Linked DNA regions of Mus musculus: region 2 is linked to region 1. A link is a contact called in ENCODE Hi-C or POLR2A ChIA-PET data. All regions are on one chromosome and are shown on one strand. The core of a region is the stretch at or near the end of the contact, and the rest is flanking DNA. Distances in the headings are between cores, read along the strand shown.

The links. Hi-C counts contacts between places; a loop is a spot of excess contacts on that map. ChIA-PET counts read pairs that join two places held with the same protein, here RNA polymerase II (POLR2A).
Region 2: a loop to region 1 is called in a map of heart, with 6 times the contacts of the local background. The contact joins the promoter of Rrp12 here to the promoter of Zdhhc16 in region 1. A Hi-C loop is called at or near these places in 4 of 37 maps with a recorded cell type or tissue (adrenal gland and heart). POLR2A ChIA-PET finds 5 or more read pairs at or near these places in 3 of 5 experiments (Patski and embryonic stem cell).

What each region holds. Positions count from the first base shown.
Region 1 is chr19:41,930,720-41,936,497 of GRCm38, reverse strand. Zdhhc16 (zinc finger, DHHC domain containing 16) reads right to left here and starts at 3,053. Exons shown (of 11, transcript NM_023740.3): 1 at 2,833-3,053; 2 at 1,615-1,760. Exosc1 (exosome component 1) reads left to right here and starts at 3,184. Exons shown (of 8, transcript NM_025644.4): 1 at 3,184-3,246; 2 at 3,334-3,449; 3 at 5,068-5,142. The coding sequence starts at 3,216.
Region 2 is chr19:41,893,147-41,898,924 of GRCm38, reverse strand. Rrp12 (ribosomal RNA processing 12 homolog (S. cerevisiae)) reads left to right here and starts at 2,772. Exons shown (of 34, transcript NM_199447.2): 1 at 2,772-2,986; 2 at 3,548-3,777. The coding sequence starts at 2,848.

The sequences.
Region 1 (5,778 bases), core at 1,804-4,303:
TCTGAAGACAACTACAGTGTACTTACATATAATAAATAAATAAATATTTAAAAAAAAAAAAAAATCTGAGCCACACCACAACTAGACAGTTTTTCAGTAAATAAATAACATAATCTTGGGATTCACAATGTGATCAAACTTGCTGCAACAGTACCATGCTTGTGCCTAGTGCCATAGCCAGAGGATCCCTTGAAACTTTCAGATGGCTGTGAGCTATAAGAACAGTCAACCACCACTTGCATGACATAAGATACTTTGTCTCCAATTTCACTCCCAGTCTTATCCTTGGGATATAGCAACCAAGTTAACTTCAAGTATTCAGAGTATGAGACAGTAGTGGGAGGGACCTGCCCTCTTGGGAGCTTTTCCAGGTCTTCTCTGTTTAAGTAGCATTTCTGTGGTTGATAGTCTTGGCCCCAAAATTCCCAGACACTGACTGCCCAGGCAATGAATACAACTGTGGACACAGAGACACCAACAGACTTTCCATGATAGTCTCATTAGCTTCGTAAAAATAATCTGTTTTAATGATGGATGGATAAGGAATACTGCTTTGCCTTCAGCAACCTCACTGACTTATTTAACAGGCAGCTCATGACCCAGCAGAAACTGGATGCAGCTACTCTGCTGTGGAGATGGGTTTCAGTTCAGTAACTGGAGTAAAGTACTCTCCTTGCACCCTGGCTCAACCCCACTTTAAAAAGTTTTGCAAAAATCATTAATGATCTCCTTCCACAATCTTGGAAACCCCAAGGTGAGATAAAAAGATGCAAAAAAAAAAAAAAAAAAGCCTGCAAGAAAACTGAAGCGTAATGGGGAAAAGACCAATAGCCACTTCACAGGGTAAGAGACCGGCCTTTCCCATCACTTCCTATGAAGCTGAAAGAATTAAAAGGAACTGTTGAAAAGAAAGATTGAGGGGCTGGTGAGATGGCTCAGTGGGTAAGAGCACCCGACTGCTCTTCCGAAGGTCCAGAGTTCAAATCCCAGCAACCACATGGTGGCTCACAACCATCCGTAACAAGATCTGACTCCCTCTTCTGGTGTGTCTGAAGACAGCTACAGTGTACTTACATATAATAATAAATAAATCTTAGAAAAAAAAAAAAAAAAAGAAAGATTGAGGCACACGCCTTTAATATCAGCATTCAGAGGCAGAGGCCAGCCTGGTCTACAGAGTGAGTTTCCAGGACAATCAGTTCTATCTAAAACATAGTGTGTTATCCCACCTAAAAAAAAATAAATAAAGATCCTCAAAACTGGGCATGTGTGTACATCTGGAGACAAGCGGATTAGATAAAAATGATCCTTGGCTTCACAGCCAGTCTGAGACCAGCATGAGATACACGAGAATGTATCTTTATAAAGAATCCGACTGTCAATCACCTTCTCCATCCTTGAGTTCTGTGTGAAATGCCTACTTTAAGGCTCGATTGACCAATTCTCATCTATGTATACCCTATTTAGGGTTCAAATCTTTCCATAAGTAGTCCTGGAACCTTCTTCTCTAAACCTTAAATTCTTATACATACAAATGTATGCGTGTACATACATACATACATATACACACATATGCCCAAGGTTTAAATCAAATGCTTATAAACATCTTAATACCTGGCTTGTAGAAGTATTCAATAAATACTTGTTGAATGAATGACCTGGAGAGATGCAGAACAGGAAAGGCTGGCAGCTGTACAGGAGCCAGCAAAGACACTCTCACCAATGTGATAACACCCAAGTATTTGCTGCGCTCATCCTTTCTGATTAACAAAGAAATAAAACCAGTATTAGAATCATAGCTCTAGAGATCAATAACCTAGAGGACAAATCAAACCGGAAATCAAACCCGTAAAATGGAAAGCTTGTGGTGCCTATCAACTCTGAGTGAACAGAGTGAGACCAGGACCCTCTCCCCTCAGCCTAATGGGATATCAGGATAATGACGAGGCTAGAAAAAGACGTATTAAATGGGCCACAAGTGAAAAAGTTTTCCCTCAGGAAACAGAGAAAAAGCAAAGTCGTATTTACATCTAAATGTGGCGGGAAGGCACGAATGACCTGAATGCACGGAGGAGGAATAAAGCCAGCATAATTTCTCCACACTCCAAGTACTGCCACCTCTCAGTAGGACCCACAGGCCACAGTGGCCATCTGCCACCAGATTAGAGATTAGCAGGCAAGAGCACTCCCCTAAATCACCATCTGTATCTCAAAGAAGCCTGGCTGACAGGGAGGGAAGGGGAGAGAGCAATAAACTCCAGAGCCAATAGATGAAAGTGAGATCAAAGTCATGGCAAATTTCATCCGGAAAAAGCTGCTGCTCCCGGAACCTTTGCCACCTCAAGCTGATGTCAGATATCAATAAAGCACAATATTCTATTAATGAAGGCTTCTTTCCCGGCTAACATGCTAAAAGGGAAAAAAAAGCAAAAGGAATGCTATGCTAACGTCAAGCTGCTCATTCATAGTTAAGGAGCTCACACTCTATAGAGTATCTGCCTGCAAGAGAAGAAACTGTCGTTCTACAAAACTAGAAAAAGGTTGTGTCTCCAGGTGCAGCAGGGTCCATCTATGATGGGCTCAGGTCCAAAAAAAAAAAAAAAATCGGCTTAAGCTTGGGCTGTCTCGAACCAACTTCGACACTTTGTTGTACAAAGCAAACCTGGATCTGAGTCTTCAAACTCATGAAATGGGCGAGTTGGGGCTGAAAATGCGTTCGGACCTAGGAGGACGCATCCACGCAGGGCAGGTCGTAGAGAGATCAGGAACTTAACTTAAAGGCCTGGACACCGGGACTCGGATGGGAAGCAAGAACCGCGCCTTTACTCTTACCTGCCTCCTGCCAGCTTCTCAATCAGCCAGATTAGGCCCAGTCTCCCTGTCCGCCACCCACTGCCTCCCCTTCCAGCTCAGGACCCAGGCCGGGCCGAGCTAAGGCTGACCCACCATGGCCCTCAGCCCACAGCGCTAGCCAGCGGACCGGGACCCGCCGCCCGCCCATCACCACCCAGCTGCGCAGGCGCGAGGCCCGGAGCCCGCAAAGGCACGCCCAGAGATCTGTCCCGGGGCAGCCTGGGAAATGGAGTCAGACCTCGCTCTTACACCCCGTGCGGTCGAAGGCGCCAATTGGTACTCGTGTAACTGCGAGGCCGCTCCTCTAGCTGACCAATGAGAAGTCGTCTTGGTTCTCATCCGGGTTGTGGATGGTGGCAAGCATGGCACCACCGGTGAGGTACTGCATCCCCGGTAAGTGAGCGGTCTCCGCACGCAGTTCCAGGCTGTGTGGCAACCAGCTTCTGGGAGCCCGTGGCTGAGGCAGCTTGTCTTCTGCAGGCGAACGTCTGTGTAACTTGGAGGAAGGCAGCCCCGGCAGCGGCACCTACACCCGGCATGGCTACATCTTTTCGTCGCTGGCTGGCTGCCTGATGAAGACCAGCGAGAATGGCGCGGTAAAGGAAGCGGCTACCCAGCGCGCGTTCCCTCTCCGGGTGCCGTTGAGTTCCGGTCCTTGGGCACAGGCAGAGCGGGCGGACGCGTCTTTGGTGGCTCAGCCGCAGAACGCTTTGGTCTCCCGGCTGTGATCTCTGCGCTGTGCTGAAGCACACCGGCCGCACACCCGTTAGGTTAATCTGACTTAAGTTCTGTGGATGCACACAGAAGGAAGTGGAGGGAAAAGCACGCAAATGTAAGAGTAGCCCAGCCAGCCGAGAGCTTCCTCACGTGGTACATCTCGACTACCCCTCCGCTTTCATGTGTCCCACGTCACTGACATCAATGTAGTAATGCTGGCGATTTCCAGTGTCTTAGTGCACTAAGCTCGCTCTTGTCGCGAAGCCTGTGCAATTCACGTGTCGTCTATCTGGAACACACTCCTGCTCAACCCCTTTATTTAATCGGTTTTTTTAGTTGTTTTTTTTTTTTCCCAGAGAAGCCCTTCTGGACCTTCTGACTAAAAAAAAGTGGGTTTGGTGGCAGAAGGATCGATATGCCCAAGAATCTCCCTCCAGGGCACTTATTTAAATGTTACTCTTGATCACTAGATTCTTGCCCAACTAGACATTTAAGTGGAGCCACGATTGGTGGTACACCAGCGTATCCCCAGCTTCTAACAGGCACAGATAAAAGCAATCGTTGATACATGTAAGACGATAAAAAATAAATAAAAACTAAAACCTTAGACTTGTGGCTCATCAGTACAGAGCTTACGTAGTATGCTGACCCTGGGACCACAGATCCAATCTCCCGAAAAAATAAAAACTCTTTAGGAACTGGCTAGACCTAAACATCTCTCTTTGTGTTGAGCTTATTTGTAAAAACAGATTCCAGTCTGTTGGTTCTGGAGATAAAGTCAGCCTCAGCCTGTGTGTTTAGTCACTGCATCGATGTCTCTTGAGCACTTTCAATGTGACCTGCTCAGGGCTGCCCTTATTTGCTACTGGGGATAGAGTCACGAGCCCAATACACAGCTTTTCTTACTGAGGAGGCGGACAGAAATCATGAGCAAATGTACAAAAGAATTGTGCGGTACAATAAGAACATGTAACAGGCTCTGTGCATTCTAGACAGTGACAGGATTTAGTCATCTGAATATAAGTAGAGGTGGAGGAGAGCAAAGAATGTGATCCTCCTGTAGAGAATGGGTTAGACGGACACTGACATGGGAGGGACTTAGTAAGGTGAGGAAACCGCACCAAGCAAGAGAGGTAAGATGGTACTTGCCAGCTGCCATTGGACTAAAACAAGAGTTGCCATTCTGTAGCATTTAATTGCAAGATCTGACTTATGAAGTGTAAAAAAAAAAAAAAAAAGTATAGCTTGGAAGAGTCAGGATATTCATAATTATAAGCAAAAGGATTTGTACCAGGAAATTCCAAGAGAATCTTCAGTAATTTACAACTAATCAGAAAGGCTATATTAAACCTGGCCACCTAATTCTAATGGCTTCTGATCCTCTATTTCCTAAAATGACTGATGTCCTCTGCTATAGGCTAAAAACTAATCTACAGGCTGCTTTCTCAAACCAAGGCTTACTTAGCCACTACACTGACCTTTCTATTTTCTCCACAGGTTCCCGTGGTGTCAGTGATGAGAGAAACAGAGTCCCAGTTGCTTCCAGATGTGGGAGCTGTCGTCACCTGTAAGGTGAGCGGGTCCTAGTCACTGTGCTATAGCTGCCATGGTCGGCTGCTGAATTCAGTAGTCGCCTGGCTATATAGGGCTGTTGAAGTTTATTTGGATGTGTTGACTCAGGCCTTTAATCCCAGTACTTAGAAGGCAGAGGCAGGTAGATACGTGAGGCCAGCCTGGTCTACTGAGTGGTTTCAGAACAGCCAGGGCTTCCTAGAGAAACCCTGTCTCAAAAGAAAAGAAAAATGAAAATTTTATTTTTAGCCAGGCTACAATATAGATACGATTCATCCTATCTGTGGTCTCAGTATCTGGAAGCTGAACAGAGTTATTGGACAGTAGTTCAAGACCAGAATAGGCTACAGAGTGAGACCCTGTACCCCACAGTCCCAACGCTCTTCACATTTTAAGTAATCAGTAGCAAATCGTGGTTAGTGACTGCCATATTGGCTGGCATAGGACTTTTGTTTGGGGGGTGTGGGAAAGTGATGGACTCCTCTGAAGTACACCCTTGGGTCTAGCAAATGATTCTTTATTTTGTTTTGTTTTATCGCGTGTGAATAGTCACCTTGTCTGCGTCATATGCATGCCTGGTGCCACAAAGCCTAGGGAAGGGTGTGGCACCCCCTGGGACTGAAGGCGCAGATGACT
Region 2 (5,778 bases), core at 1,523-4,022, 37 kb after region 1:
ATTTATACTCACCTAGAAGACAAATTTCTGGTTGTAGTGTGTGTGTGTGTGTGTGTGTGTGTGTGTGTGTGTGTGTGTGTGTGTGTGTGGTGTGCCTAATGCCATTTCCAGAAATGTTTAACTGAAGGGGCACACCCACCCTGAATATGTGGACAGCAACATTCAATGGGCTAAGACTGGATAAGAAGAAAGCGAGTACCATCAGCCTCTGTCTGTCTGTCTGTCTGTCTGTCCCTGCTTCCTGAATGCAGGCACAATGTGCTCAACACACCTAGCACCTTGTCTTCCTTACCACAATGGACTGTTCCCTCAAACTGTAAGCCAAAACAAATTCTTCCTTCTTTAAATAGCTTTGTTGGGCATTTTGTCCCAGCAGTGAGAAAAGTCACTTAACGGACAGCCATTTTCATATTGACTCCAAATGATAGCTCAGTGGGTTTAGTATTGTATAGAGGGTAAAATATATATGAGCCGAACATTGAAGTGTACACCTGTAATTCAAGCCCTTCACATACACAGAGGCAGGAGGATTGCCATGAATCCAAAAGAAGAATGTGTTACATGGCAAGGGCTTGATTATCCCATCCCTTCCCTCTGCAATAAATAAATAAATAAATAAATAAATAAATAAATAGAAAAGAAGCAAACCAGAGTATGATGCTGGGCCATTGAGCCATCTCTTCAGCCCCTCTATTTTTTAAGATACATTCAGGTAAGTATATAATACACAACCATTACTTGGTGAATACATCTATGTAAACCCCTAAGATATTAGACTATAACTACATCTACTGTGCTTACTCTCAGCTGGTACCAGATTCCAATACTGGGGTCCTTTTGTTTTTTTAATTAATAGAATCATACAATACACATTTTTTTTTGTTTTTTTGTTTTTTTGAGACAGGGTTTCTCTGTATAGCCCTGGCTGTCCTGGAACTCACTCTGTAGACCAGGCTGGCCTTGAACTCAGAAATCCACCTGCCTCTGCATCCCCAGTGCTGGGATTAAAGGCGTGCGCCACCACTGCCTGGCTACATTCTTTTATGTCTGGAGTCTTCCATTTAATTTGAATCATACACGCACATAGCAGATCTCTGTGTATACTATGCAGAAGCTGCTGTTTAAAAATGATAAAATATTCCATTACATATCATTATATCACAGTGAATCTGACCTATTCTGTTGATGGGTGTTTGGTCACTTCTAGTTCTCAACTATCTCTTTTTTAGCAAGTAAGTAATCGTCTCTGTTGGGTGTATATATAGGAATGAATTGCTGGGTAGAGTGGACATATGTTTTATTAGATACTACTAGACCAAGCTAGATGTTAGGGCTCATGCCTGCAATCCCATCACTCACGAAGCAGAGGCAGAAGAATTGCTGTGAGTTTAAGGCCAACATAGGTCACACGAGACCTCAAAATACAAACAGGGAGCAGGGGCTGGAGAGATGAATTAACAACAGTGAAGAGTTCATGCTAGGGCTGGAGAGATGGCTCAGTGGTTAAGAGCAATGACTGCTCTTCCAGAGGTCCTGAGTTCAATTCCCAGCAACCACATGGTGGCTCACAACCATCTGTAATGGGATCGGATGCCTTCTTCTGGTGTGTCTGAAGACAGTGATAGTGTACTCACACACAGCTCTTGCAGAAGACCTGAGACAGGTTTCTCCTAGCACCCTCAGACAGCTCATAACTGCTCGTAATTCCAGCTCCAGGGGGTCTGATGCTTCCGGCCTCCACAGGCACCTGAATTCATACCATCACACGGGTGTACACATAACTTAAGAAATACATCTTTTAAAAATAGTACTAGTTTCCCAAAGTGCCCATATCAACCAACAGCAGCACATGGAGACATCAGGGCTGTGTTCTTGGCAACAGGGCACCACCACTGCTCCTTTCTGTCGTTATTCCGTTGTGGTTTCAATTTGCAAAGCAAGTCGTGGGCACTAGTTGTTGCTTTTATCTCTCGTGAGGCCAAGATGTTTTCATTTGTTATACATCCATAGTTTTTGATTATTGTTTTCTTTTTTAAACTTTATTAGGGTTTTTTGTTTGTTTGTTTCTGTTTTTTGAGACAGGTTCTCACTGTGTAGCCCTGAATGTCTTGGAGTTCACTATTTCAATATTTAGAGCAGTGTGGCCTTGAAATTACGGAGATCAACCAACGTCTGTTACCTAGGCGCTGGGATTACTGATGTATTTATTTTGTTATTTTTGTTTTTAGACAGGATTTTGCATCTCGCAGTGTGGAGACTAGGCTGGCTTTAAACTCACGACAGTCTTCCAGTTTGCCGGGATTACAAGCGTGCGGACACCACCGCTCCGCTTGAACAACCGATTTTTGTTTGTTTGTTTGTTTTTCGAGGCAGGGTTTCTCTGTATAGCCCTGGCTGCCCTGGAACTCACTTTGTAGACCAGGCTGGCCTCGTACTCGGAAATCCACCTGCCTCTGCTGGGATTAAAGGTGTGCGCCACCACGCCCGGCTGAACAACTGATTCTTTGAGAGTAATATAAATTTGTCTTTTAATTCCAAAGAAATTCCCGTTTTACAAGGTTTTCCTTCACGGCCACGAATCTTGGCGGTGCATCAGGAGCCCACACAGCATCCGAAACACCAGAACTCCTTCCCCAGCGTTAAGATCGCAAAGCAAATAGGAAGCCTCAGAACGGATGTTGATTGGTTTTGCCATGGTAACAGATTGGAGACAGGAAGTGACATCAGAGGAAGGGGCTGCGGAGCCGGCTGAGGACACACACGTGGGTTCTGCCGTGGCTTCTGCTGTCTTTTCGGCGTGTGTGGACGCTTGTTCTCTGGGCGAGTGCGAGCCACCGTTTGGTCAACATGGGTCGCTCGGGGAAATTGCCCTCTGGTGTCTCGGCCAAGTTGAAGCGCTGGAAGAAAGGCCACAGCAGCGACAGCAACCCCGCCACTTGCCGCCATCGCCAGGCCGCTCGGAGCCGCTTCTTCAGCCGCCCGTCAGGTAGCCGGGCCGTGGGACTCCTTGGGCGGCATCTTGTGGCATTCGGCCTGCCACTTTGTAATGTCAGTCCTGGCGCTCACTGTGAAGGCCCGCCCCTCGAGTTTGACAGATGCGGAAATTGTCCTCTGAAGGGAAATGACTTGTCTAGGATACCGCGGTCTCAGGGACACGGCCGTCACTACCCTTGGATGCCCCTTTAGATTTATGTATATGTTGAGGGAGTGTCAGGGAGCGAACCCAGGACTTTGTGCACGCTAACTAAACACTCAACTACTAACCCACATCTTCAGCCTTCGGGTGTCTCCGTACAGTATACGACCCTGGCTCTGGATGTCCCTGTGCCTTTAGTACAGGGAAGCAGAAACAGATCTGGGGTTCCTTTCTCTTGGCCTTGAAAATTGCAAGCGTACACAGGGCTGTGCAGGCAAGCCTGGTTTGGAATCCTGCCGCTGGGATTGGGGGGGTCTAAACCCTCTGGTTTGTTTCTTAGGGGTTCTGTTCCTTCAGCTAAAGGAAGTTTGGGTGGAAATGGGGCCATTACCTTGTTACTCTGGTTCTCAGGAAAGAGCGACCTGACTGTTGATGCTGTGAAGTTGCATAATGAGCTGCAGTCGGGGACCCTGAGCCTGGGCAAAAGCCAAGCCCCTGAGACGACCATGGACCAAGATCCAGAGGTGGCTTTCACCGAGAAGTCCTCGGGCACGTTTCTGAGTGGCTTGTCTGACTGTACAAATGTCACTTTCAGCAAAGTGCAGCGCTTCTGGGAATCCAACTCAGCTGCTCACAAGGAGGTAGGAGATTGGTTGCTGAGTTTGTAGGGCAGTAGGCAGGGCACATTCAAGATGACTTTCATACAGCTCTGGTGACAGCAACTGGTATTTCTGGATGATGTGTCATCTCTCTTACCCTTTGTGCCCCTCACATACACTCTTGGGCAGAGTCCCCTTAAAAATCGTGTGTGGTAATTAATGTTCATATATGTTTGAAATTTTTTTGTTTATTTTTTTGAGACAAAGTTTCCATTTGTAGACCAGACTGGCTTCAAAGCCATAGAGAGCAATCTGTCTTTGCCTCTCAAGTGCTGGGGTCAAAGGTTTGTGTCTTCATGCTCAACAAAGCATATTAATTTTGATTGTGCGTGTCACAGCATGGGCATGAAGGTCAGAAGACAACTTTAGGGAGACCTTTCTCTTCCCTTCCACCATGTGGGGCTCAGGGATCAAATTCAACTTGTCAGGTTTGGGAGCAAGTACTTTACTGGCTGAGCCAGACTGAGGGTAGAAATGTTGTCAACCTTTGTCTCCTCAGCTGTTCTTCAAACGGGAATCTTTACATGTATTTCCAGGGATGTTAGTGTTCAAGTTCATGGTGAATAACTGTGGTTTGGGATCTGTTTTGTTTAACGAAAAATGTTTTACTTAATTGACATTTCAAAGTTAATATGTTTATTTTTTTATTATTTAAATGAGGAATATTAAAAATGCTAAATGAGGGGCTGGAGAGATGGCTCAGCGGTTAAGAGCGCTGACTGCTCTTCCGAAGGTCGTGAGTTCAAATCCCAGCAACCACATGTCTGATGCCCTCTTCTGGGATGTCTGAGGACAGCTACAGTGTATGTACATGTAATAAATAAATAAATCTTTAAAAAAATGCTAAATGATACAAAGAGATATAAATAGACTAAAGTGTTATAGCTAGTCTCCCAATTTGAGTCTCTCCAGTGGGCATTGTTCATAGGTCACTCAATGTATTTCTAGACTAGCACTGCCCAGTAGTGCTATAAAGTGAACCACGAGTGATTTTGAATTTTAGAAGCTACATTTAAAAAGTAAAAAGAAGTGGGTAAAATTAATGTATTCGACCAGTATGTATAAAATATTAGCATTTCAACACATTTAGTCAGTCTTTGTGTTATTTCTTTAGACTCTTTTATTTATTTCAGTTTGGTGAGTTTGTGTCACATGTCTGCACATGTGCCCATGGGGGTCATAACTCCTGGAGCAGGAGTTGGAGTTGACCATGAGCTATCCCGTGTGGGTACTAGGAACCAGACTCCGGTCCTGTGCGAGGGCAGCGAGAGTTCCCAGCCACTGAGCCATGTAGATGCGCAGCCCCATCAGTCAGGATCTGTTGTGGTTATTGTTTTGGTTTTTAGCCTAGGGTCTCACTCAGTACCCCTGGCTGGCCTGAAACTTGATGTATGGACCAGGCATGCCTTGAACTCAAGAGAGCTATAAGACCCTTGTTTCCCAAGTGCCAGGATTAAAGGTGTGTGTCACTGCTGGATGATAAGGTCGTTTAGTCTAGCTCAGGTTGACCTGGATCGCACTTTGTGGCTCATGTTGGCCTAAGACTCAAGGTAATCCTCTTGCCTCCGCCTTTGGAATGCTGGGATCACAGGTGTGTGCCACCATACCGAGTTCTGTTCAACTTTCTGTATGTTTACTAGGGTTTACTGAAATATGGTTATATTTTATAACCACCACTCCAACTTTGTCATTGACAAAACAGTATTTCCAAGTTATTGTATCTAATTGTTCTCATATCGTTGGGGTTTTTTTTTGTTTTGTTGTTGTTTTTCAGTAGTCATATAATATTTAAATCTCATTTTTGGGCACGGCAGTACATGCCTCCTGTAATCTCAGGACTTGGAAAGCTGAGGCAGGAGAATTGCTGTCAGTTTGAAGCTAGTTTGGGCTACATATTGAGATTCTATCTCAAAAAAACAAAAACAGCCGGGCGTGGTGGTGCACGCCTTTAATCCCAGCACTCGGGAGGCAGAGGCAGGTGGA